7 separate regions of the Homo sapiens genome follow, and all the other regions are linked to region 1. The links are chromatin contacts, found by Hi-C or POLR2A ChIA-PET in ENCODE. All regions are on one chromosome and are shown on one strand. Each heading gives the region's core, a stretch centred on a gene start or an enhancer-like site at or near the end of the contact. The rest is flanking DNA. Distances are from core to core; before and after follow the strand shown.

Region 1 (2,992 bases), core at 492-2,991:
ATTTCAGAACACAAAGTATTTTGTTTTTCCTGTGGGAAGTAATATGTACACTCACTCATTTTGGAAACAGGACAAGATGTCAGTTTTGCTTTATAAGCATAAACCCCAGCATGTCTGGGTACTTCTTATATCAGCTTCAACTCATGCCACTCTCCCCCTCATTTTCTACATTCTAGTCACATGACCTTCTTGCAGGTTCTCAAAGCTCTTCCCCAACATGCCGTCCCCTCTGTCTGGTACACATTCCCCTACATACTTTACCTGCCAAACCTTACTCATTTTCCCAGATGCAACTTAAATGTCACTTCCTCCAAATCCCACTCTAAACTGAGTGCCCCAACTATTCAATCATAGCACTCTGCATTATCAGGTATGATGCCTTTGGATGCGAATAACTGAAAAACCAAACCTATCAATAGAGTTTTTAATATCAGGGAGGCTTTTGGGCATGGAGAATAACAATCACCACTATGTGTACTTTTGTTTAATGCTTACTTTATAAACTTTAAAATATATTAAACAGTATTTCTGGGAAATACTGTCTGATGCCATCCAATGCAGTATTCACTAACCACATGTGGCTATTGAACACTTGAAATATGACTAATCCAATTAAGGAATTTAATTAGGAATTTTTTTAATTTAAATTTTGGAAAAACTAAAGTGTGTGAACCTATTTTTTCAACTGCAAACTTTATAAAATCTAAACACAGATCCAATATTTCCAATTAAAATCAGGCAACTGAGATCAGTGTATGCATGTGAAATACATATCGAATTTTCAAGACTCAGTATAAAAAAATGTAAAAATTATCTGAATTTTTATATTGACTACATGTTGAAATGAGATTTTGGATATATTACGTTAAATAAAATATATTACTAAAATTAATTTCCTCTTTTTTTTTTTTTTGAGGTGGAGTCTCGATCGATCCCCAGTCTGGAGCGCAGTGGCTGATCTCGGCTCAGCGCAACCTCCGTCTCCCGGGTTCAAGCGAGTCTCCTGTTTCAGTCTCCCTGGTAGCTGGGATTACAGGCGCCCACCACCGCGCCGGGCTAATTTTTGTATTTTTAGTATAGACGGGTTTTCACCATGTTGGTCAGGCTGGTCTCGAACTCCTGACCTCAGATGATCCGCCCGCCTTGGCCTCCCAAAGTGCTGGGATTACAGGCGTGAGCCACCGCGCCTGGCCTCATCTGCAATTTTACTTAAATCACAAATATACTAGATCTTCTTACATGCTTCGAAGAACTAAAAAAAATAAGACATGAATTATCACAATGATTACCGAATTAATTGTAAATTTTTTTATTTAAACTAGTCACAAAGGTATCACAGGTATGACTTACACCTAACGGGGGCCAAAAGATGGGTTGCGAAACGAATGACTGAATTATCCCTAACAATCTTGGGAAGAAAACAGGATTGGCCAGGCCCATCCCGAGAGGTCCACGTCAGGCAGGGGCCCCGCCCACCGCGGGACCAAGCGGCTACGCCTTCCAAGTTTTCATTCGGGGCCGCGCCAGCGCTGAGGAGAGTCAGACGCCAGATGGTTCCGAAGGTCCTGCAGGCTCTCGGGGCACCCTACAGCCGACACGCCAACAAAAGCTTCGGAGCCGCCAACCCCAAAACGGAAACACCGGAGCCACAAGCTGAGCTCGCGTAGGGCACGCTCCCCCGGGAGTGCTTCCGGGACAGGGGGCGGGGTCGCCGGAAGTGGCCGTCCGCCGTCCGCTGCTCGTTGTTTAAGCGGCTGACGGGAAGGAGAAGCCAGAGCTCCAGCGGCGCCGCGGGGCGGCAGTCAAGACCAGAGCCGGAGCCGTCACTCACCTCTGGATTAGCCTGAAGCGGAGACTACCGGCTGCGGAGCGGCGGGGCGAGACACTTGCTCGCCTTTTGACCCCATCATGTCGCGGGGCTCCATCGAGATTCCCCTCCGGGACACTGACGAGGTAAGTGTCGTGTATGGAGGCGGGTGGGGGCCATGAACTTGTACGATCGCCCCCACCGACTTCGCTCGACTTCGTTTCTGAAGCGAGAGCATCCTCCTTCCCTAAGAGCCCTGATCGAAATACCTGGCCAAGGTCTGATCATCATCTTCTTCAGCCCCTGTGCCCTCTCAGGCTGGGGGCACCGCGTCTCTGCAGCCTCAGGGCCACTCGGAGAAGGAGTTCTTGAAAGTTCCTCTCCAGCCTGTTCGAATTTGACAGTGCGCTACTCTTTTCCTAACCAACCCACGGGAGCAGAGGTGTGAGAGTACCCGATAAACTGTAAAACACCTCGCAGATTACAGAGGTGGGCGCTGATGTTTCCGGGGTTTATATGCTTGCTGCTCAAACTCGAGATCTTTCCCTGGGAATATATAGGAGGTCGCCTCTTCTCCCTTAGAAACTCGAGTCTGTCATGGTGCGCTGTGTTCTCTACACCAACTCTCCTTCAACGAGATATCCCAAGATTTAGCCGCCCCTGTGTGCTGATAAAATTTAACCTCCTCTCGCTTACCTATGTCTCATTCATGGGTGGCCTGTGGCTTGTCTGAGTAAAGCTCTCAGCTTTGATGTTCAGTCTTCTTGTATATCTTTTATTTTTATTTTTTTTGTTTGAGATATAATATTGAGGTATAAAATTCAGTGGTTTTTAGTGTATTCGCAAAGTTGTATAGTCATTACCTCTAATTCCAGGACATTTTCCTATTATTATTTTTGTGCTTACAGTCAGGACTGTCTGTTACACGCAGGTGCCACCTCCATGATTAATGTGTGCAGTGGCATTCAACTTTGCATGGCTTGTAGGGTCATGCATCTCAAGGAGTCAGACCTATGGCATAATAGTCTCTAGGGTGCTTATCTGCACTTTACTTGGATTCTATGTTAAGTAGGATTTTGTTTTGTTATTTTTTAGTAAGCAGACCATTTCTAGTATTTTATAGTTCCAGTGATCTGGGGACAAGTAGCAGGGTTTGTTTGCTTCTCTGTGCTTTAACTTTATTAT
Region 2 (2,992 bases), core at 227-2,726, 1.8 Mb before region 1:
TAGAAGGAGGTCGTATTGGTCGGCTACTACTCACCTGGTACCTGATAATTGCTCATCAAGCCATCTGTTGAGACTAGGTGAGGATGGAGTTTCTCTCCTTTTTCATGAACCACAGAGGAGACTTAAAGGAGGATTTATTTGTGTTCCTTAAAGTGACCCCCACTGAGCGTGTCCCTCAAAGTGGACCTTCCTAAGCATCGGCGCTTTGCTTTGCGCTGGGTGGTGCGGCTGAGTCACTAATTAGCAGTGAGAGCCTGGGCTGTATCTCCTACCAAATAACCAGCGGAGTGGAGTGACAGGTCCTTACTTAAACATGGTTTAAGTAAGCATTCACAGTTCCTTACTTAAACATGGTGCAGTCTTCCTAAAAGATGGAGTCAGACCCCAAGAGAACAGGTCTCCAAAAATATGTGAATCCGTACTTCCCACTGGAGGGGAGAGAGAGCTGCGCTGAGGGATTATGAGAGACCCTACAACTTCTCAGGCGCCCCCTGCCCCGGGGGCCAGGAACATCTGCAGACAGCCCCGCCTCCGTCTCGCCTCAATCCCGAGCTGTTCCCTTCTCCAAAGGCCACCTTGGCAGCCACACAGTTTGGCCTAATCACCTCCTCAAACAAGAGTAGCGACACCCCAAAATGTAGACCAAGCAGAAAGAGGCGCGGGAGGCACTTGCCTTATTCCCCATGATGTTTTTGTTTTGAGACGAAGTCTTCCTCTGTCGCCCAGGCTGGAGTGCAGTGGCGCGATCTCGTCTCACTGCAACCTCCGCTTCCCGGGTTCAAGCGATCCTCCCACCTCGACCCTCCCGAGTACCTGGGACTACAGATGCGCGCCACCACTCCTCCTACTGTGTGTGTGTGTGGACACGGGTTGTCGCTATGTTGCCTACCTAGCTGGTACCCCATAACCACTCCTGGCTAGTGTGTGTGTGTGTGTGTGGACACGGGTTGTCGCTATGTTGCCTACCTAGCTGGTACCCCATAACCACTCCTGGCTAGTGTGTGTGTGTGTGTGTGTGTGTGTGTCTACACGGGTTCTCGCTATGTTGCCTACCTAGCTGGTACCCCATAATTTTTTAGCTCAACAGGAGACCTGCCTTTATACCCACCAAGTTAAGCAGCGCAGTAGCCCTCTAAGGGCCAGCCCCACGCCCAGAGGCTCCTCTGACAGCGTGGACAGATGCCCTGGGCTGCTGGCTCGACTCAGTCCTCAGCCCCCAGCCCCCGACCCCCGACCCCCGGCCCCCGACCCCCGACCCCCGGCCCCCAGCGCCCGGCGCCCCGCCTCCAGCGCTCAGCAGTTAACCAGGCAACTCGCGCGCAGACGCCAAGGCTGGGACGCAGAAGGCGTGTTTGGCCGCCCAGCCGCCCCGCCTCCCCCACTTCTCCCGCCTCTCCCGCCTCTCCCGCCTTCCGCCAATGGCCCAGCTGCGCCGGCGCCGCCGGGAGCGCTAGGCCTGGTCCCTCTTCCTAGAATAGCGTTGCGCGCATGCGCCTTGACGAGTGAGCCGGGTGAGGGGGCTCCCTAAGTAGCGGAAGGGGTAGATGAAAATGGAAGGGGCGGGCGCGCTAGGCCTAGTCCTGGCTGGGCTCCCGCTGGAGTGTGCGTTGGGGGCGGACCAGGAGCGGTGGTCTCCAGGGAGGTCGAGGCTGGGGCTCCCACCCGGATTTGGAGCAGGGTCGCCGCGGCCCAGCTGACCCGCCGGCGTTTGTACGTTGTGTGCCCACTCAGGGAGCCATGGACAACTGTTTGGCGGCCGCAGCGCTGAATGGGGTGGACCGACGTTCCCTGCAGCGTTCAGCAAGGCTGGCTCTAGAAGTGCTGGAGAGGGCCAAGAGGAGGGCGGTGGACTGGCATGCCCTGGAGCGTCCCAAAGGCTGCATGGGGGTCCTTGCCCGGGAGGCGCCCCACCTAGAGAAACAGCCGGCAGCCGGCCCGCAGCGCGTTCTCCCGGGAGAGGTGAGGGTCGCTGTGCCGGGGGCCGCCCCAGTCCTTCGCGCCGCGGTAGCCCGCTGGGAGCCAGGGGTGCGCAGCGCAGAAGCAGCTGAGGAAACCTTCCCTTAGCGGAAGCTGGAAAGGATCAGAACAATGAATGGAAAAGTCCTTTCAAAACGCTTTACATTTGACAGATTCTTGTTGGGTAGCTGTAGAATAACGGTAGTGTTCAGCCCTGGTTGGTTACTTAAAAAAAAAAAAAAAAATTAGCCGGGCGCGGTGGCTCATGCCTGCAATCCCAGCACTTTGGGAGGCCGAGGCGGGCGGATCACCTGAGGTCGGGAGTTCGAAAGCAGCCTGACCAACATGGAGAAATCCCGTCTCTACTAAAAATACAAAATTAGCCGGGCGTGGTGGCGCATGTCTGTAATCCCAGGTACTAGGGAGGCTGAGGCAGGAGAATCGCTTGAACCCGGGAGGCGGAGGTCGCGGTGAGCCGAGATCGCGCCATTGCACTCCAGCCTGGGCAACAAGAGCGAAACCTCCGTCTCAAAAAAAAAAAAAAAAAAAAAATCTTACAGCTATCATCTGATAGTAGAGGAAAGCCTGCAAGCCTGTCTCTTAGATCCTGGATAAATTGCATGTCTATCTTTTAGAGTTGGAATTCTTTCTCAATAACATCGTTCTTTCTGACATAAACTTGCAGAGCCTTTCCAAAAGTAAAAAGGAGACTATTTCCAAAATGGCTTCATTCTCCAGTAGGGAATCCTAGAGCTAACCTGTGACGTGCCATTTATTCAAATAGAGAGAAGAGAGACCCCCAACCCTTAGTGCTTCCTTCAGAACAATGGCTGAATTCATGGACTATACTTCAAGTCAGTGTGGGGTAAGTTGGTGTGAACCAAAACTATGCCCCATCACCTGCTGATGGACCACATTTGGATCTTTCTGGAATTTACGGAGAATCTGGACACTACCTGTTTCTCCTGCCCAGCCTTCACGGTCAGATTGTAATCAGTCAAGGACTTAAACCAGGGGGTAAATCCAAGTTAGAATT
Region 3 (2,992 bases), core at 230-2,729, 1.4 Mb before region 1:
ACAGAGCAGAGCACAATGATGCCTTCGAAAACCTGCAGCAACAAGGACACTCTGCTATATACAATATCTATCAGAGTGCTGGTAAATGCCTCACAACCATCAAGCCATCTCCCTCCCCCATATATTTATTCCTCTGTGAAGCCTTTCTTCTTCCCCCTCTATTACACTGAGTTGCTCTCTGTCCTGTTCACACTTCGATCAGAGCACTTATTACACAGTATAATGACGACGTGATTATGTATTTATCTCCCCTCACCAGAGCTCTGGAGGGCAGGAATCCGAGTACCACAATACAGGATGCAGAGCAGGCCTAAAATATTTATGGGAAGGATGGGAGCCGGACTATGATGGATCGCTTTAAATACCAGGGAAAGGACTTTCCACTCAAACCAAAATTCAACAGAGTATTAAATTTTCTTGCACAGAGGAATGACTTGCAGAATACAGTGTGCCATAAAAATGCACCCGGTCATTGTGTGAAGTTGGATGGGAATGTGGCAAAACCAGTTAGGAAGTTGCTGAGGTGACTCTGTCCATGGAGAGGAAGAACTACATCTAAAAGGCATTTCAAAGAAAATACAGGCCAGGCACGGTGGCTGTCGCCTGTAATCCCAGCACTTTGGGAGGCCAAGGCAGGCGGATCACGAGGTCAAGAGATCGAGACCATCCTAGCCAATATTGTGAAATCCTGTCTCTACTAAAAATACAAAAATCAGCTGGGCGTGGTGTCGTGCGTCTGTAGTCCCAGCTACTCAGGAGGCTGAGGCAGGAGAATCGCTTGAACCCAGGAGGAACCCAGGAGGGGGAGGTTGCGGTGAGCCGAGATCGCGCCAGCCTCGTGACAGAGGGAGACTCCGTCTCAAAAAAAAAAAAAAAAAAAAAAAGGAAAGAAAGAGAAAATACAAACAAAAGCTGAGATTTGCTGAGTTCCTACCATGTGCTACGCAATGCCAACAACAAGGTGGCATGGAATAATCCTCATGTCTGTTAAGTGGGTGGGGGTAGGAGTGGGGGTAGGAGTAGGGGAGTGTCACACATCTGCAAACGGTAACGTTGAACTTCCAAAGTAGGTCCATCGGGCTCTCAGGACCCGCGGCTGTCCGAGGCCTCAGTTGCCTCAATTAGTCTTAGGCTAACTTCCTCCTTGCGCTGGGGGGTGGGGAATACTTTCCCGTGCGGAGGCCTCAGCTCCTCAATGTACAGAGAAGAGCCTTGCAGGGCCTAAACACTGGAGTTCAGGGATCCTTTATCAAGCTGCCAAACCTTTTCAGGGGCTTGGAAGGACACCTAAGGGCGGAAGCGGGCGCGTTGTGGCCCCCGTGGGGCAGTGGGAAGGCAGCAGGGCCTCGCGGGCGGAGGCCGGAGCGCCGCTGACGCCGGAGCGGAAGCCGCTGAGTCATGGTGGGGGCAGGAATGCAGCGCATTTGGAGAAGGCCCGGGACGCCGGCGGCTCCAGCATTACTGAGCAGTGACTTGGCGTCCGCACCTTCACTGCAGTCGGGAACCACCAGTGACGGCGGTGACCGGAAGAGCTGAGTCACCGCAGGCGACGGCGAGCGACGCCGGCGGGGAGGGGCTGACGCGCCTGGGGCCGCGCGCCTGGGCTCCAGGGCCCCGCGCGTCGCCACGATCCCGACGTTGCAATCCCCGCCAGCTCGGCGGGGGCCGCACGGGGCTGGGTCTCCCGGATCCCGCCCGGGGATTGGAGTCTGAGGCTGAAATTTGAAATCTTGAAGTGGCCCCAAGCCACAAATACTACAGACTGGTTTCAGTGGGAATTAGGACCTTGTGAAAGGAGACAGCAGTGCCCCAAAGACTGGGTAGATTTTGAAGATCAAAGGCACTTGCCTAGGAACAAAAATGATTTGCCTGACTCAGTTCCAAAATGCAGCAAATAATAATTAAAGCGAAACACACACGCACTGTTTTTTTTAAATGCAAGAGCAAAACTTTTAAAATTCCAAAAGAAAATAAATCTTGGTTTCCGAGATGAATTCGTCAAAGGAAAATATCTTGGGGCCCCCATATCACTAAGCTAAAGGGAAAAGTCAAGCTGGGAACTGCGTAGGGAAAACCTGTCTCCCATTCTATTCAAAGTTACCCCTCTGCTCACTAACATAAATGCGTTATCTGATTGCCTCTTTTGGAGGCTGGGTGCGGTGGCTCACACCTGTAATCCCAGCACTTTGGGAAGGAGAGGCGGGCGGATCACTTGAGGTTAGGAGTTCCAGACCAGCCTGGCCAACATAACGAAATCCCGTCTCTACTAAAAATACAAAAATTAGCCGGGCATGCTGGTGGGCGCCTGTAATTCCAGCTACTCGGGAGGCTGAGGCAGGAGAATCGCTTGAACTCGGGAGGCGGAGGTTGCAGTGAGCCGAGCTCAGCCACTACGCTCCAGCCTGAGCAACAGAGCCAGACTCCCTCTCAAAAAATAAGATTAAAAAAAAAAAAGAATCCAGGCTGGGCACGGTGGCTCACGCCTGTAATCCTAACACTTTGGGAGGCCAAGGCGGGTGGATCACCTGAAGTCAGGAGTTCGAGATCAGCCTGGTGAACATGGAGAAACCCCTATCTCTACTAAAAATATATAAATTAGCTGGGCGTGGTGGCGGGCGCCTGTAATCCCAGCTGCTTGGGAGGCTGAGGCAGGAGAATCGCTTGAACCCGGGAGCAGAGGTTGCAGTGAGCCGAAATTGGGCCACTTCTCCCCAGCCTGGGCGAAAGAGGGAAACTCCATATGAAGAAAGAAAGAGAGAGAGAGAGGGAGGGAAGCTCAAAAGAATGCAACCATTTGTCTCCTATCTACCTATGACCTGGAAAGCCCCCATTTCCAGACCAAACCCGTGTTGATCTTATATATGTCGATTGATGTCTCATGTCTCCCTAAAATGTAGAAAACCAAACTGTGCTCTGACCACCTTGGGCACATGTCCTCAAGGAGGTCCTCAGGGCACGTATCCTCAACCTTGGCAAAATAAACTTTTTAAAT
Region 4 (2,992 bases), core at 314-2,813, 1.4 Mb before region 1:
TCTCTTCAGAGGCAGAGTGATTTAGTGGAAACAATGGAAAGTTTGAAAACAAAGATCTTAGGTTTGAAATCTTAGTTGAACCTCTTACTACGTGACCTTGGGTAAGTTATTTAACCTTTCTAAAACAAACTTTTTCTTGGCTGTTATAAAAGAGGACTTTTTCTTTCTTTCTTTCTCCCCCACCTCCCTCTTTTTTTAGAGATGGGGTCTCGCTATGTAGCCCAGGCTGTAGCGTAGTGGCTACTCATAGGCACGATCTTAACAGGCTGTCACCTTGAACTTCTGGTCTCAAGCAATCCTCCTGCCTCAACAGGAGGATTACGCCTGGCTAGGAAGGTGTCTTTTATTTTTATTTATTTATTTATTTATTTTTGAGATAGAGTCTCGCTCTGTCACCCAGGCTGGAGTGCAGTGGCATGATCTCGGCTCACTGCAAGCTCCACCTCCTGGATTCACGCCATTCTCCTGCCTCAGTGTAGCTGGGACTACAGGCGCCCACCACCACACCCGGCTAATTTTTTGTATTTTTAGTAGAGACGGGGCTTCACCGTGTTAGCTAGGATGGTCTCAATCTCCTGACCTTGTGATCCGCCCACCTTGGCCTCCCAAAGTGCTGGGATTACAGGTGTGAGCCACCGCGCCTGGCAGGAAGGTGTATTTTAATAGGGATTATGCTTTTACTCTGCATTAAGAGGTGATTTATATGAAGTCCCAACTAAAATTTGGATACTCAATAAAAAGCCATGATTTCAGTATTTGGTAATTACTAATACGTAATGTGATAAAAACCTTTCACACATAAAGTTCATTTAATCTTCCGTGTTATTGCCTTAGGATAAAGTCTCATAAGTGGAATTACTGGGTCAGAGTTTAAACATTTCGTTTCGTTTTGTTTTTTTGAGACGGAGTTTCGCTCTTGTTGCCCAAGCTGGAGTGCAATGGCACGATCTCGGCTCACTGCAACCTCCGCTTCCCGGGTTCAAGCGATTCTCCTGCCTCAGCCTCCCTAGTAGCTGAGACTACAGGCGCGTGCCACCACGCCCGGCTAATTTTTTGTATTTTTAGTAGAAACGGGGTTTCGCCGTGTTAGCCAGGATGCTCTCGATCTCCTGATCTCGTGATCCGCCCGCCTTGGCCTCCCAAAGTGCTGGGATTACAGGCGTGAACCACCGCGCCCGGCAGTTTAAATATTTTAGTGGCTATCAGAAACACATCTCAAATTGCTTTTCAGAAAGTTTCCTTCAATCACGCAGCCATTAGCAATCGATTGCACCACACACTGTATCTGACTCCCTTTATGAACATTGTGGATATAGTATGTGAAACCTTTTGTAACTGATTGTTTTGCTTTTCTTTTTGTGGAACTTGAACATTTTTCGTTTTTGAACAGAAAGACTTGTCTGTAGGAACGACAGCTCAGGCAGCCACGTGGGCTGCGGACTGTGTTTGTGGACTACATCTCCCAAAGTGCTCCGCAGGCGCGCCCACAGGAAGTCGCCGGAGCATCTCCCGCCTCCACGCCGAGGCGAAGAGGTTCTATCCGGGGCCTTGGCGCTTCTCTTTCCTTTCGCGCCGGTTGCCGCTGCGGAGCGCGGCGGGTCCATGTGCGCAGTGAGTGGCGCTATTCCTGGCCCAGTAGCACCCGAGCCCCGGGTTTGACCGAGTCCGCGCTGCGATGGACCCCAACACCATTATCGAGGCCCTGCGGGGCACTATGGACCCAGCCCTGCGTGAGGCCGCGGAGCGCCAGCTCAATGAAGTAAGGACGCCCGGCTAGCGGTGGCGGCGGGCAGGCGGGTGGGCAGAAGTGGCAGGCCGAGCCCCCGGGGCCTGGCCGGAGGCGCGGACGACGTCGTTGAGGGTCCCAGCAGGAGGGTGGGGCGGACATCTGACGGCGACTTCCACGCCGGGGCGCCTCGGTGTGGTGTGGTGGTGGTGGCTGCAGCCAAGGCTGCCTTTGCTTCGGATCCTGAGCTGGGCCTCTGGCTGCGGTCTAGGCATGAGGAGCCGGCTGAGGCGGGGCGGGCGTGACGGGTTGGACACATGGCTGGCTCGGGTGGCTGGCCGACCTCTGGCTCATTCCCAGCTGGTTCCTCACGTCCAGGAGGGGGCGAAACTTACTGGGAGGTTTTTCAGATGTTTCTGAGACCAGTCTCGCCGTCGCAGGGTTTGGAAGGGCTCCTGGGAATGCCGGCTGGTCCTTTGGGGGCTGCGCCTGTCATCCTTGTCACTTTGCTGGGCTGATCAGTGGCCTGCCTCGGGCACAACTTCCTCCTCTCTGGCTGAGTTGCTAGGGAAGGCTTTCAAAGGCAAGCCCGCGCCTCCTTGGCAGGATAGGAGTAGTGCGGGACACTCACAGAGTCTGATCCCTGCTTTTCCGCTGTCCTAATGCTTCAGTCGGGGAGCTGGCTTATGTAGTGGGAAGGATCAGGTGAAGTGCACCCTTCTAGGTATAGCTGCACCATTGATTCCTTGAGTGACCTTGGGCCAGTCGCTTAACCTCTTGATCCTGAGTTTTTCCCATTCATAAAATTACGCCACAGAGTTGCTGTGACAGACAGGTGAGATAATGTTAAGTCTGAGTGCCTTGGAACATGCTGAGCTCCTTATCAGTTCAGATATTGCATTCTCTGAAGGTTTTTTTTTTCCCCCATATTTTGTGGGGACCGCTCCTTGGAAAACAGCTTAATTGCATGAATATTTATTGTACTATCTCCAGTGTCATTCTTTGTTTCTAAACTTTTGCATTTTTACGTATTAATGATCAGTATTTTAAATCCTTCTTAAAAGGGCTGCTGTAACTTTTCTGCCAGTTAGTAACTGTCCTTCAGCATGCTGCTGAATCTGCCAGCTTTACTGAACTTTAGTGTACATTTTTTAACTGAAAAAGAAATCACACTTTAAAATAGAAATTCAACTATTTTATGCGTCTTTTAGCTGGTAAGTAAATAATTTAAAAACATTGTTTATATTGACTTACCAGAAACAGCAG
Region 5 (2,992 bases), core at 493-2,992, 1.3 Mb before region 1:
GTACTTTGGTAGGCTGAGGTGGGCGGATTACGCGGTCAGGAGTTTCAGACCAGCCTGGCCAACATGGTGAAACCCCGTCTCTACTAAAAACAGAAAAATTAGCCGGGCGTGATGGTGGGCGCCTGTAGTCCCAGCTACTCAGGAGGTTGAGGCAGGAGAAATCGCTTGAACCTGGGAGGCGGAGGTTGCAGTGAGCTGAGATCGTGCCACTGCATTGCAGTCTGGGCTACAGGGCGAGACTCCGTCTCAAAAAACAAACAAACAAACAAAAAACAGTAATCCGAACTGATTTAAACTTCTTTATTAACAGAATATATGTTCAAACAAAGCTTAAAGTCCCATTTTCTTTCCATTGGCGTCTAGGCCCCTATTACTCAACTATCCGTTGGTTAGGGCCTGCACCTCAAGGTAGGCTTAATTGTAAATCAAAATATTTACTATCCACACTTAGAGGGCTATCTGTAACATCGTTTTTATTTATCCCCGTCCATTCGATAATCGTCTGAAATGCAAGACATTAAGTTGAACATCATCCAGCTTTCTCCCTGTTTTTCTAAGCGCGATCCAAATCTGTTACAACAGGGTAGTCTCTCATTCTCTTGGTAGCTCAATTCTACCCCCTGGCCGACTTAAGAAATTTTGAGTCTAATACACCCACCTCATCTTTAGTCGGCCTGGTGCGCCAACGCAAATTTGTACTGAGTACCTTCGGAACTGACTAGTAAGTATATCCAAAGGTTTAGAAAGGGCTGGGTTAAGAGCTACAAGAAGCATTAACCGCAACGGCCACAACTAATTTGTATCCATTCTTAGTAACTTTAGGGAACCAGACTGAATGCTTCTCCCACCCTTTTGACTTTCCTTTATTAGTTCGCAACACAAGAACATACAAAAGACCGTAGCGACAACCATTTCTGACGCCTTCAACTTTTAAATCCAAATTACGTGAAACCACAAAGCATCAGTGGTGTCTCCCCGAGGAATCCAAGACCCCCCGGCCGGTTGCCAAGCCGCCGGAATTTCAGCAGGAGAGGAAGGCTCACCCTCCCACCGCATGGCGATGCCCGGGAGACTGGAGAAGCTCAGGCAGGCTTGGAAGCCAATCCCCGGCATACAGCAGCTCTCGGGAATGCAGAGCCCTAGAGCAAGACCAAGGGCCTCGGCCGACACTGAGAGCCTCCAGGGAGAGGTCAGGTCTCTCTTTCTGTCCTATTTCTCCCTTCGACTTCCCTCCCAGCAGGCTGCTATTGAGCATTCAGCAATCGCCAGACAAAGCCCTTCTGGTCTGCAGAACGCACTCCGGCAAGCCCACCGGGAGAACCAAAGCCGCCTCCTCGCCCCTGTGGGGAAAATGGCGCTCGTCACCCCGGCTCCCTCCCGGGTAATCACAAGGACCAGCCTCCCTCCCTCGCTACAAAATGGCGCCTCCCGCTGGGGCCCCAGAATCGGTATGACTCGCTAGTCAGTGAGGCGGGGTCCGTCTGGGATAAGCGGTTATGTCAACCAGTCAGACACAGGAGCTTTGATTCTGCACTTTGCGCGAGCCACTCAGGGGCGGGCTGTAAAGTCAGGCTTGGCTGACGTCAGTTGAGTGGGCGCGGCTAGGGCGGTTTTCTTTCGCGTCGACCAAACGTGGGCCAATGGAAAACCGGAAGCGTCCTGTGAGTGATGTAATGACAGCCCAATGGAAGCTGGGGGCGGGCCTCAGACACACTATGCGGGTTGCGGGGCCTGGGGGCCGGACGGCTGTTTCCTGTCCTGGTGCATGGTGGTCGGACGAAGGAATTGTTGGAAAATTTTCTCGGAGGTTCGTATATAAATGTGTTTTTACCCAGTGTGCATTATTCTCCGCCTGGCCGCCGCCCTCAGCGCGGCGGCGCGGGCCCGCTTGGGCCCGGGCTCCGGCTCCCGCTGCTCAGCCTCCGCCGCAGGCCTTGCCGATTTTATGGGCCGGCCGCGGTAGCGGCGTCTGGGCAGAAGCGGAGTTTATTAATAACCCGCGGCCGCCACTCTAGGCGGCGGAGCTTTTTTCGTTGAGGACTCAACTCCCCCCAGCTTGTCTCTGAGCGATGCGCCCCGCCTGTTTCCCTCAGGGGACCGCCAAGGGGAGGGAGTGAAAGAGGGGAGGGTGGAGCCCTCGGGAGCCTTGGCCGCGTTTCTCGGCCTGACCTCCGCGCAGAGCGAGTCCCCAGGCGCCGCCGAGGCAGAGTTCCGCCGCCTGGGACGCCGGGCCCACGGGCCACACCAGGCCGCAGCGGGGGCGCCGGGGACAGGGCTGGCCCAGGCCCTCCCAGGACCTGCCGGTCTCACCTAGCGCTTGCTTCCCATGCGTATCGTGGGCAGATTGTTTCCCCCTCACCCTTTCTTCTATTAAAAAAAAAAAAAGGTTACTGAGGTCTAACATCGGATATTAGAAATTTACAATTTTATCCTCCCTTTTCTCCAGTTTTGGCCAAAAGAGTGAACAAATTCTTATAAGTCTCTTTGAAACGTATTATTGTGGAACGCGAACTAGTTTTTATTCCTTCCCCTTTTGCTTTGGACATTTGTTTTTTCCACATAATAACGAAGTTAAAAAGAGGAAAGAAGAATACCATTGCCAGCCCATTATTTGTTTAAAATCAGCGTCAGCCTTTGCTTTGGAAGTGTCTAAATCAGCTGATATAATCAAGTGAGAATGTGGGGAGAAATTGTAGGTTCGAGATTGTGGTCGGCTTTGTCCTGAATCTTACCAGAAGATACTTGTGTTTTCCTGTAGTTGACAAAAAACGGTGCAGTATTTAATGTTTTTTCTTGCTGAGTATGTAGATCAAGTTTACGTTTAGTAAGAAAATAACGTGATAAGGAGATCACTCAAAAACACCCATAAGATGCATAGCTAATTTTGTCCTGGCGTATTTTGACTGTTTGGAAATTTTTTTTTTTTAATTGTCAGTGTCCACTATTTGGAAATTCTATGAGCAGTCAGCTGTCTACAGATACTTGAGTGCCT
Region 6 (2,992 bases), core at 334-2,833, 1.2 Mb before region 1:
TGAGGTCAGGAGTTTGAGACCAGCCTGCCAACATGGTGAAACTCCGTATTTTGCATTTTGTAAAAATACAAAAATTGGCCAGGCCTGGTATGTGCTTGTAATACCAGCTACCCGGGAGACAGGAGAATCGCTGGAACCCGAGAACCCGGGAGGTGGGGGCTGCAGTGAGCCGAGATCGCGCCACTGCACTCCAGCCTGGGGCGACAGAGCGAGACTCCGTGTCGAAAAAAACCAAACCAAACAAAAAACATGGAGAAGGAAGCATATACACCACGGGGTTGTTTACAACAGAAAACTGGAAGAGGCCGGGAGCGGTGGTTCACGTCTGTAATTCCAGCACTTTGAGAGGCCGAGGCGGGCGGATCACTTGAGATCAGGAGTTGGAGACCAGCCTGGCCAACATTGGGAAGTTCGTCTCTACTAAAAATACAAAAATTAGCCAGGTGTGGTGGCAGCCGCCTGTAATCCCAGCTACTCGGGTGGCTGAGGCATGAGAATCGCTTGAACTCTAAAGGCGGAGGTTGCAGGTTGTAGTGAGCCGAGATCGTGCCACTGCACTCCAGCCTGGGTGACAGAGCAAGACCCCGTCTCAGAAAAAAAAAAAAAAATAAATAAACAAAGAAAGAAAAAAGAAAACTGGAAGAAACGTGTAAGTGCATTAAGGGACAGATTAAATCAGTTTAACGAAGCACTAGGGAAATTTTTTAAAATTGCGTTTGAGTTTGCCGCGAGCCGGGCCAATCGGTTTTGCCAACGCATGCCCACGTGCTGGCGAACAAATGTAAACACGGAGATCGTGTGCCGGGCACTTGGTTTCGTGGTGGGCAACTGTGCTGCTGTTTCTTTTGGCCGCGGACAAGGTCGGCAGAGGTGGACCCCTGCTTGGGAGAGCTCTTCTCGCTGTGCTGACACCCGCCCCTAACAGTCACCCACCCCGGGGAAATAATGGGGCTCGGAGGCCTCCTCCCAGCCAGTGTCCAGCCTAAGCACATCGGCTCCCGCAGTTCAGAAAGGTCCCGAGGCCCGAGTCACCATTTCCGGCTCAGACCTCGACCCTGAACGTGGCTGCCCACTGCCACGCCCACTACGCCCCAGTGGCTCGCCCCAGGGGACGAGGGGCAAGAAGCGGCCTCCGAGGGCAGCGGCCGAAGGCCATTCGGTCCCTGGCTCTTCCCAGCTCGCAGAGACCCGGAGGCGCTGCCCGGCCGCCTGCCCCTCTTCAGATCCCCCAGCACCGGAGGAGCAGCGAGGGGGGTGCGTCCAGGCCGGCTTTCGGGTCGGCTTAGGCGAATCCAGCTCTCTTTTGCCCCTCCCAGAAGGCCCAGCCCCGTCCGGGCGGTGTTCGGGCGGCGCCGGGCCGGGCCCCCCGCCGCCCCAGGCTCGCTCATAGGCCCGGAACACCACAGCCCGCCCAGACTTGGCTGGCGCCGAGCCGGGGGTGGAGCCAGCGGGTTCCCGCCAAAATCGCGTAGCTGGTCCTTCCCCCGCGGGCTACGTCGCGCCCTCCTTTTTTTTTCAAACCCGGAGCTGCACTGGGATTGGTGGACTGGGCACTCACGTGGTTAACGGTCGCGGGAAGCCGCGGAGCCCGAACCTGAGACTGGACCTGAGGAGACCTCAGCCTCGGTGCTCGGGCCGCCCCGCCTCTGCCGGAAAGTCCGCGCCGCCGCTGCCGCCACCGTCCGCAGCCCGAGCGCCCCGGAGCCGCAGGCCGCCGCCGCGCAGAGACGCCGCGGCTGCGACTAGGCGCGCCCAGCCGCACGTGGCGGACCCGCCCCCAGGCCCGCAGTGTCCTGGACCCCGCAGGCCTCCGCTCTCCTGTCCTCGGCCCCGTCCCCAGGGCCGCGATGAGCTTCCTGAGCCGACAGCAGCCGCCGCCACCCCGCCGCGCCGGGGCGGCCTGCACCTTGCGGCAGAAGCTGATCTTCTCGCCCTGCAGCGACTGTGAGGAGGAGGAAGAAGAGGAGGAGGAGGAGGGCAGCGGCCACAGCACCGGGGAGGACTCGGCCTTTCAAGAGCCCGACTCGCCGCTGCCGCCCGCGCGGAGCCCCACGGAGCCCGGGCCCGAGCGCCGCCGCTCGCCCGGGCCGGCCCCCGGCAGCCCCGGCGAGCTGGAGGAGGACCTGTTGCTGCCCGGCGCCTGCCCGGGCGCGGACGAGGCGGGCGGTGGGGCGGAGGGCGACTCGTGGGAGGAGGAGGGCTTCGGCTCCTCGTCGCCGGTCAAGTCGCCGGCGGCCCCCTACTTCCTGGGTAGCTCTTTCTCGCCGGTGCGCTGCGGCGGCCCAGGAGATGCGTCGCCGCGGGGTTGCGGGGCGCGCCGGGCGGGCGAAGGCCGCCGCTCGCCGCGGCCGGACCACCCGGGCACCCCGCCACACAAGACCTTCCGCAAGCTGCGACTCTTCGACACCCCGCACACGCCCAAGGTGAGAGCGGCGGGCGCGGGCACCCGGCGGCCGGGGCCGCGGCGCCGGAGGGGCCAGCGCCGCTGCCTGGGTTCGGTTACAGAAGCGGCCGGCCGCTCCCCCCTCGCTTTCCTGCGCCGCCCCCCAAAGTTGGCAGCCCTTGTGTTTGGCCCTGCCCCGAGGTTGTCCGTTGAGATTATGTAACTGAACAATGGGCCTCGTCTGGAACTTCATCTTACAAAGGGGCCGATCGGCCCGTCCGGGTGGCCAAGGATTTGCCGCCCGTTGAGTCCGGGCCGCCCCGAGCGTGTCAGCCCCGAGTGCGGCACCGATAACGCGGTTCGCGAGGATGCTGGAGGGTGCCGGCCCGGCCACCTGACACTCCCGAGCCATAGGATGCCTTTTAAACGCGGCGATCGGGCCTGTAATTTGGGCGGCGCGGGCAGAAGGAGTTTAAAGAAAAATAATTGTCCCGCCCTGATCGTGTCGTGTCGTGTGGCGTGGATGGGGGAAAGGTCTGGGGCATGCAGGGAGACTACGCTTGGACTTGGGAGTAAAGGCTGGCCTTCCAAGCATTTACAGTCCTACAG
Region 7 (2,992 bases), core at 387-2,886, 1.1 Mb before region 1:
CTGCATTCCAGCCTGGGCAACAGAGCAGTGGAGTTTGAGACCAGCCTGATAAATATGGTAAAACCCCATCTCTACTAAAAATACAAAAATTAGCAAGGTGTGGTGACATGTGCCTATAGTCCCAGCTACTCAGGAGGCTGAGACAGGAGAATCACTTGAACCTGGGAGGCAGAGGTTGCAGTGAGGCAACACTGCACTCTAGCCTGTGCAACAGAGCAAGACTCCGTCTCAAAAAAACCAGATAGAGTTGTATGAAGCAATGGTGACTATTATTTTACCATGCTGCTAACATTATGCATTATTTTTTTTCTGTTTTTCTATTATATTTTTTTCTATTTATTTTTACAGAAACAGCGTCTCACTATTGCCCAGGTTGGAGTGCACTGGTGTGATCATAGCTCACTGTAACTCTCAGGCTTAAAGGGATCCTCCCACCTCAGCCTCCCAAGTAGCTAAGACTACTAGAGCACAGCACCATGCTGGACTAATTTTTAAATTTTTTGTAGTGACAGGGTCTCACTCTGTTGCCCAGGCTGGTCTCCAACTCCTGGCCTCAAGGGAACCTCCTGCCTTGGCCCCCAGTGAACTGATATTACAGGCATGAGCCACTGCATCCAGCCTGCATTATAATTTTAAAACATTTTTGCTACTTTAGTAGATGTAAGGTGTTATGTCATAACTGTTTTAAGTTTAAAGTTTCTGATTATCAATGAACGTTTTCCCCATGCACTTGGGTATGACTTTTATTTCTTATTGTGAATTACAGTGCATGTTTACCTTCTTTGTCTATTTAGCAATTGGTACCTTGATTGTTTTTATATATATAAACAAGCTTTTTTTGGGTGGGGGGGATGGAATCTTGCTCTGTCACCCAGGCTGGAGTTCAGTGGTGCGATCTCGGCTCACTGCAACCTCCGCCTCCCGGGTTCAAGCGATTCTCCTGCCTCAGCCACCCAAGTAACTGGGACTACAGGCGTGTGCCACCACACCCAACTAATTTTTGTATTTTTAGTAGAGACGGGGCTTTCACCATGTTGGCCAGGCTGGTCTCGAACTCCTGACCTCAGTTGATCCACCCGCCTTGGCCTCCTAAAGTGCTGGGATTACAGGCGTGAGCCACTGCACCTGGCCTATAAACAAGCTTTTATACATTTCAGGTAGTATTTGCTTGTCACTTGGTGCAGACATTTTTCTCAATCTGTTGTCTTTTTAAAATTCTGTCCAGTTTTTGTATTTTTGAACGTTAGTCTTCCTTTGTTGTTTCTTCTGTTGTTTCAAAGTTTTGAGAACGCTGACGTTTATCCATAAATATAACTGCCTTATCCTATTAAATATATAGTTTCTATGGCTGTTCTTTAAAATATTTAGCACTTTAATCCACTTGGTGTTTATTTTGAAATACGATGTGAAACACATTTTTGTCCTCCAAATTTTCATTCATTTATCTGCGCATTCTTTACATAGTTCATCTTTTCTTACTGCCGTGTTTGGGAATGTTATTTTACTATGTATCCCATCAGGATTAATGCGTGTGTTTGTTCAGTCTCATTCCTTTCCGTTGATCTCAGCTTCTATTTTTGTTTCTGCTCTTAGTCACTGCCCAGCAGCGCCAAAGGAACATCCCGCCCCCTGCAGGCAGCTGGTGTCCCCACAACCTGGGAAGCCTGGGGCAGGGCCTCAGGGGACTCCTGGTGTTAGTCCTCCGAGCCCGGGTGGACGTGTCGCTCTGTCCCTGCGGGAGGATTCGGGGCCCCTTTGACAGGCCTCCTTCTATGCCGGTTTCCTGGGGCCTCGAGCTTCCTGGGTTCCACGTCTCTAGTAACCAGTAGAGACGGGCCTTTACCCTGCCGTTGGGTGGGGACTGTCCCCTTCTGGGCTCTTCCTTTCGGGCCTTTCCACCTCTCCGACCCCAGGGCATTCGCCCCACCACGTTGCCGGCACAGTGCTGGCTCCGCGGCCCGCGGTTCTGGCAGTCAGCGCGGAATGCCATGGCACCGAGCCTCTGTGTCTAGATGAGTTCTGGGCGCTGATTTTCCAGGTCACTCGGAAGCTGCTCTCTGGGCCCGCCTGTTTCCCTTCCCTTTGCCTCCTTGTCCCGCTTCCCTCGCAGTATACCACTCACTGTACCCCTCCTAAAAAGGACCACTGCAGGAAGCGTTATTGAAGCAGACACGGTTCAAACACGAAAAACAAACTCTTCTTTATTCAACAGATGTGCACGAATCTATTGTGTGTTAGATACGGGTAAGTTTCTGATAAGTCGTGCACTGAGCCAGTCCGGGCTCCTAGAACCGCGTTTACGTGCCGAAGTCTCAATCAGATTAAGAGCGTCTGGGGAGAGCGGGGCGGGGATAGAAGGAGGTGTTGGGGCTAGGGGTAGGACTGTTCTGGAGGCGTGGGTAAGGGGGAGTGGGCTGTGCTGTGCGCCCCTCCCCTCGCTATCTCCCCATTCATCCGCAGACCCGGGGCCCCACGCGCCGCTCCTGGGCAGGGCCGTGCACCCGGAAGGCGCCGAGGCGCGCCCAGCAGAGGGAGCATGCGGGCAGGGCATTCCGCGGGTACCCGCGGAGCAGGACGGCCACCCACGCCGGGGCCCCTGGGGCTCCACCCAGGACGCACACCCGGAGAGACCCAATGACTGCGTTTCGCACCTGGGCGCAAGCTGGTTACTGGGCACGCGCTGACAACCCACATCTGGAAAACCCGGTCCTAACTGGAGAATAAAACTTAAATGCACGTGAACTCACCGGCAGCTGAACATTTCCGTGAGAAAACCCCTAAAAGCCGGCACCGGCTCCGGTGGGGCCACAGAGTCTCTGGAGCGAGGCTCTCTCCAATGCCTGGGCCCTGGGACCGAGCAACTGTCCCAGTAGAATCCCTTTCGGGCTTTGTTGCAGGGATAGGGGATTCTTTTTAACGTGTTCCTTGGCTTGCACAGGCATTTACTGGTCCTCTGGAGATCACATATAACAGGAAGTCTCTAAATTCAGTA

What was found. A loop is a pair of places that touch in the nucleus more often than their neighbours do. ChIA-PET counts read pairs that join two places held with the same protein, here RNA polymerase II (POLR2A). Pooled maps may share reads with other maps.
Region 2: a pooled map shows a loop between it and region 1 (5-fold over the local background). The contact joins the promoter of AKIP1 here to the promoter of CTR9 in region 1. A Hi-C loop is called at or near these places in 8 of 50 pooled maps. POLR2A ChIA-PET finds 5 or more read pairs at or near these places in 2 of 52 experiments (SK-N-SH and naive thymus-derived CD8-positive, alpha-beta T cell).
Region 3: a pooled map shows a loop between it and region 1 (5-fold over the local background). The contact joins the enhancer-like site here to the promoter of CTR9 in region 1. A Hi-C loop is called at or near these places in 1 of 50 pooled maps. POLR2A ChIA-PET finds 5 or more read pairs at or near these places in 2 of 52 experiments (RWPE1 and T-cell).
Region 4: a map of naive thymus-derived CD4-positive, alpha-beta T cell shows a loop between it and region 1 (8-fold over the local background). The contact joins the promoter of IPO7 here to the promoter of CTR9 in region 1. A Hi-C loop is called at or near these places in 1 of 168 maps with a recorded cell type or tissue (naive thymus-derived CD4-positive, alpha-beta T cell) and 5 of 50 pooled maps. POLR2A ChIA-PET finds 5 or more read pairs at or near these places in 1 of 52 experiments (T-cell).
Region 5: a loop to region 1 is called in a map of B cell, with 17 times the contacts of the local background. The contact joins the promoter of ZNF143 here to the promoter of CTR9 in region 1. A Hi-C loop is called at or near these places in 2 of 168 maps with a recorded cell type or tissue (B cell and naive thymus-derived CD4-positive, alpha-beta T cell), 2 of 37 single-sample maps with no recorded cell type and 12 of 50 pooled maps. POLR2A ChIA-PET finds 5 or more read pairs at or near these places in 3 of 52 experiments (CD4-positive, alpha-beta T cell, WTC11 and activated CD4-positive, alpha-beta T cell).
Region 6: a map of naive thymus-derived CD4-positive, alpha-beta T cell shows a loop between it and region 1 (20-fold over the local background). The contact joins the promoter of WEE1 here to the promoter of CTR9 in region 1. A Hi-C loop is called at or near these places in 1 of 168 maps with a recorded cell type or tissue (naive thymus-derived CD4-positive, alpha-beta T cell), 1 of 37 single-sample maps with no recorded cell type and 15 of 50 pooled maps. POLR2A ChIA-PET finds 5 or more read pairs at or near these places in 1 of 52 experiments (AG04450).
Region 7: a pooled map shows a loop between it and region 1 (5-fold over the local background). The contact joins the enhancer-like site here to the promoter of CTR9 in region 1. A Hi-C loop is called at or near these places in 7 of 50 pooled maps.

Annotation. Positions count from the first base shown.
Region 1 is chr11:10,749,505-10,752,496 of GRCh38, forward strand. It overlaps CTR9 (CTR9 component of Paf1/RNA polymerase II complex), which reads left to right and starts at 1,742. Exons shown (of 25, transcript NM_014633.5): 1 at 1,742-1,953. The coding sequence starts at 1,909. RefSeq lists enhancers at 1,111-1,611, 1,410-1,559, 1,580-1,629.
Region 2 is chr11:8,909,713-8,912,704 of GRCh38, forward strand. It overlaps AKIP1 (A-kinase interacting protein 1), which reads left to right and starts at 1,477. Exons shown (of 6, transcript NM_020642.4): 1 at 1,477-1,511; 2 at 1,732-1,959; 3 at 2,741-2,821. The coding sequence starts at 1,738. It also overlaps a transcript of DENND2B not described here. RefSeq lists a silencer at 1,242-1,521 and enhancers at 1,612-1,681, 1,692-1,781.
Region 3 is chr11:9,362,997-9,365,988 of GRCh38, forward strand. No RefSeq gene overlaps it. Among named protein-coding and RNA genes, the nearest start is that of IPO7, 20 kb to the right of the region's middle. RefSeq lists enhancers at 715-1,914, 1,550-2,251 and a silencer at 1,545-1,724. Within about 2 kb of position 1,480, at least 41 of the 41 ENCODE cell types and tissues checked have a DNase peak (open chromatin) inside an H3K27ac peak, as active enhancers do.
Region 4 is chr11:9,383,089-9,386,080 of GRCh38, forward strand. It overlaps IPO7 (importin 7), which reads left to right and starts at 1,564. Exons shown (of 25, transcript NM_006391.3): 1 at 1,564-1,759. The coding sequence starts at 1,676. RefSeq lists an enhancer at 1,566-2,081.
Region 5 is chr11:9,459,270-9,462,261 of GRCh38, forward strand. It overlaps ZNF143 (zinc finger protein 143), which reads left to right and starts at 1,743. Exons shown (of 16, transcript NM_003442.6): 1 at 1,743-1,807. It overlaps ZNF143-AS1 (ZNF143 antisense RNA 1), which reads right to left and starts at 1,429. Exons shown (of 1, transcript NR_036539.1): 1 at 287-1,429. RefSeq lists enhancers at 112-747, 947-1,026, 1,117-1,216, 1,277-1,356 and a silencer at 2,127-2,336.
Region 6 is chr11:9,572,087-9,575,078 of GRCh38, forward strand. WEE1 (WEE1 G2 checkpoint kinase) reads left to right here and starts at 1,584. Exons shown (of 11, transcript NM_003390.4): 1 at 1,584-2,423. The coding sequence starts at 1,848. RefSeq lists an enhancer at 810-1,662 and silencers at 1,237-1,586, 1,607-1,816, 2,107-2,206.
Region 7 is chr11:9,611,720-9,614,711 of GRCh38, forward strand. No RefSeq gene overlaps it. Among named protein-coding and RNA genes, the nearest start is that of WEE1, 40 kb to the left of the region's middle. RefSeq lists an enhancer at 1,503-2,192 and a silencer at 2,293-2,672. Within about 2 kb of position 1,637, at least 41 of the 41 ENCODE cell types and tissues checked have a DNase peak (open chromatin) inside an H3K27ac peak, as active enhancers do.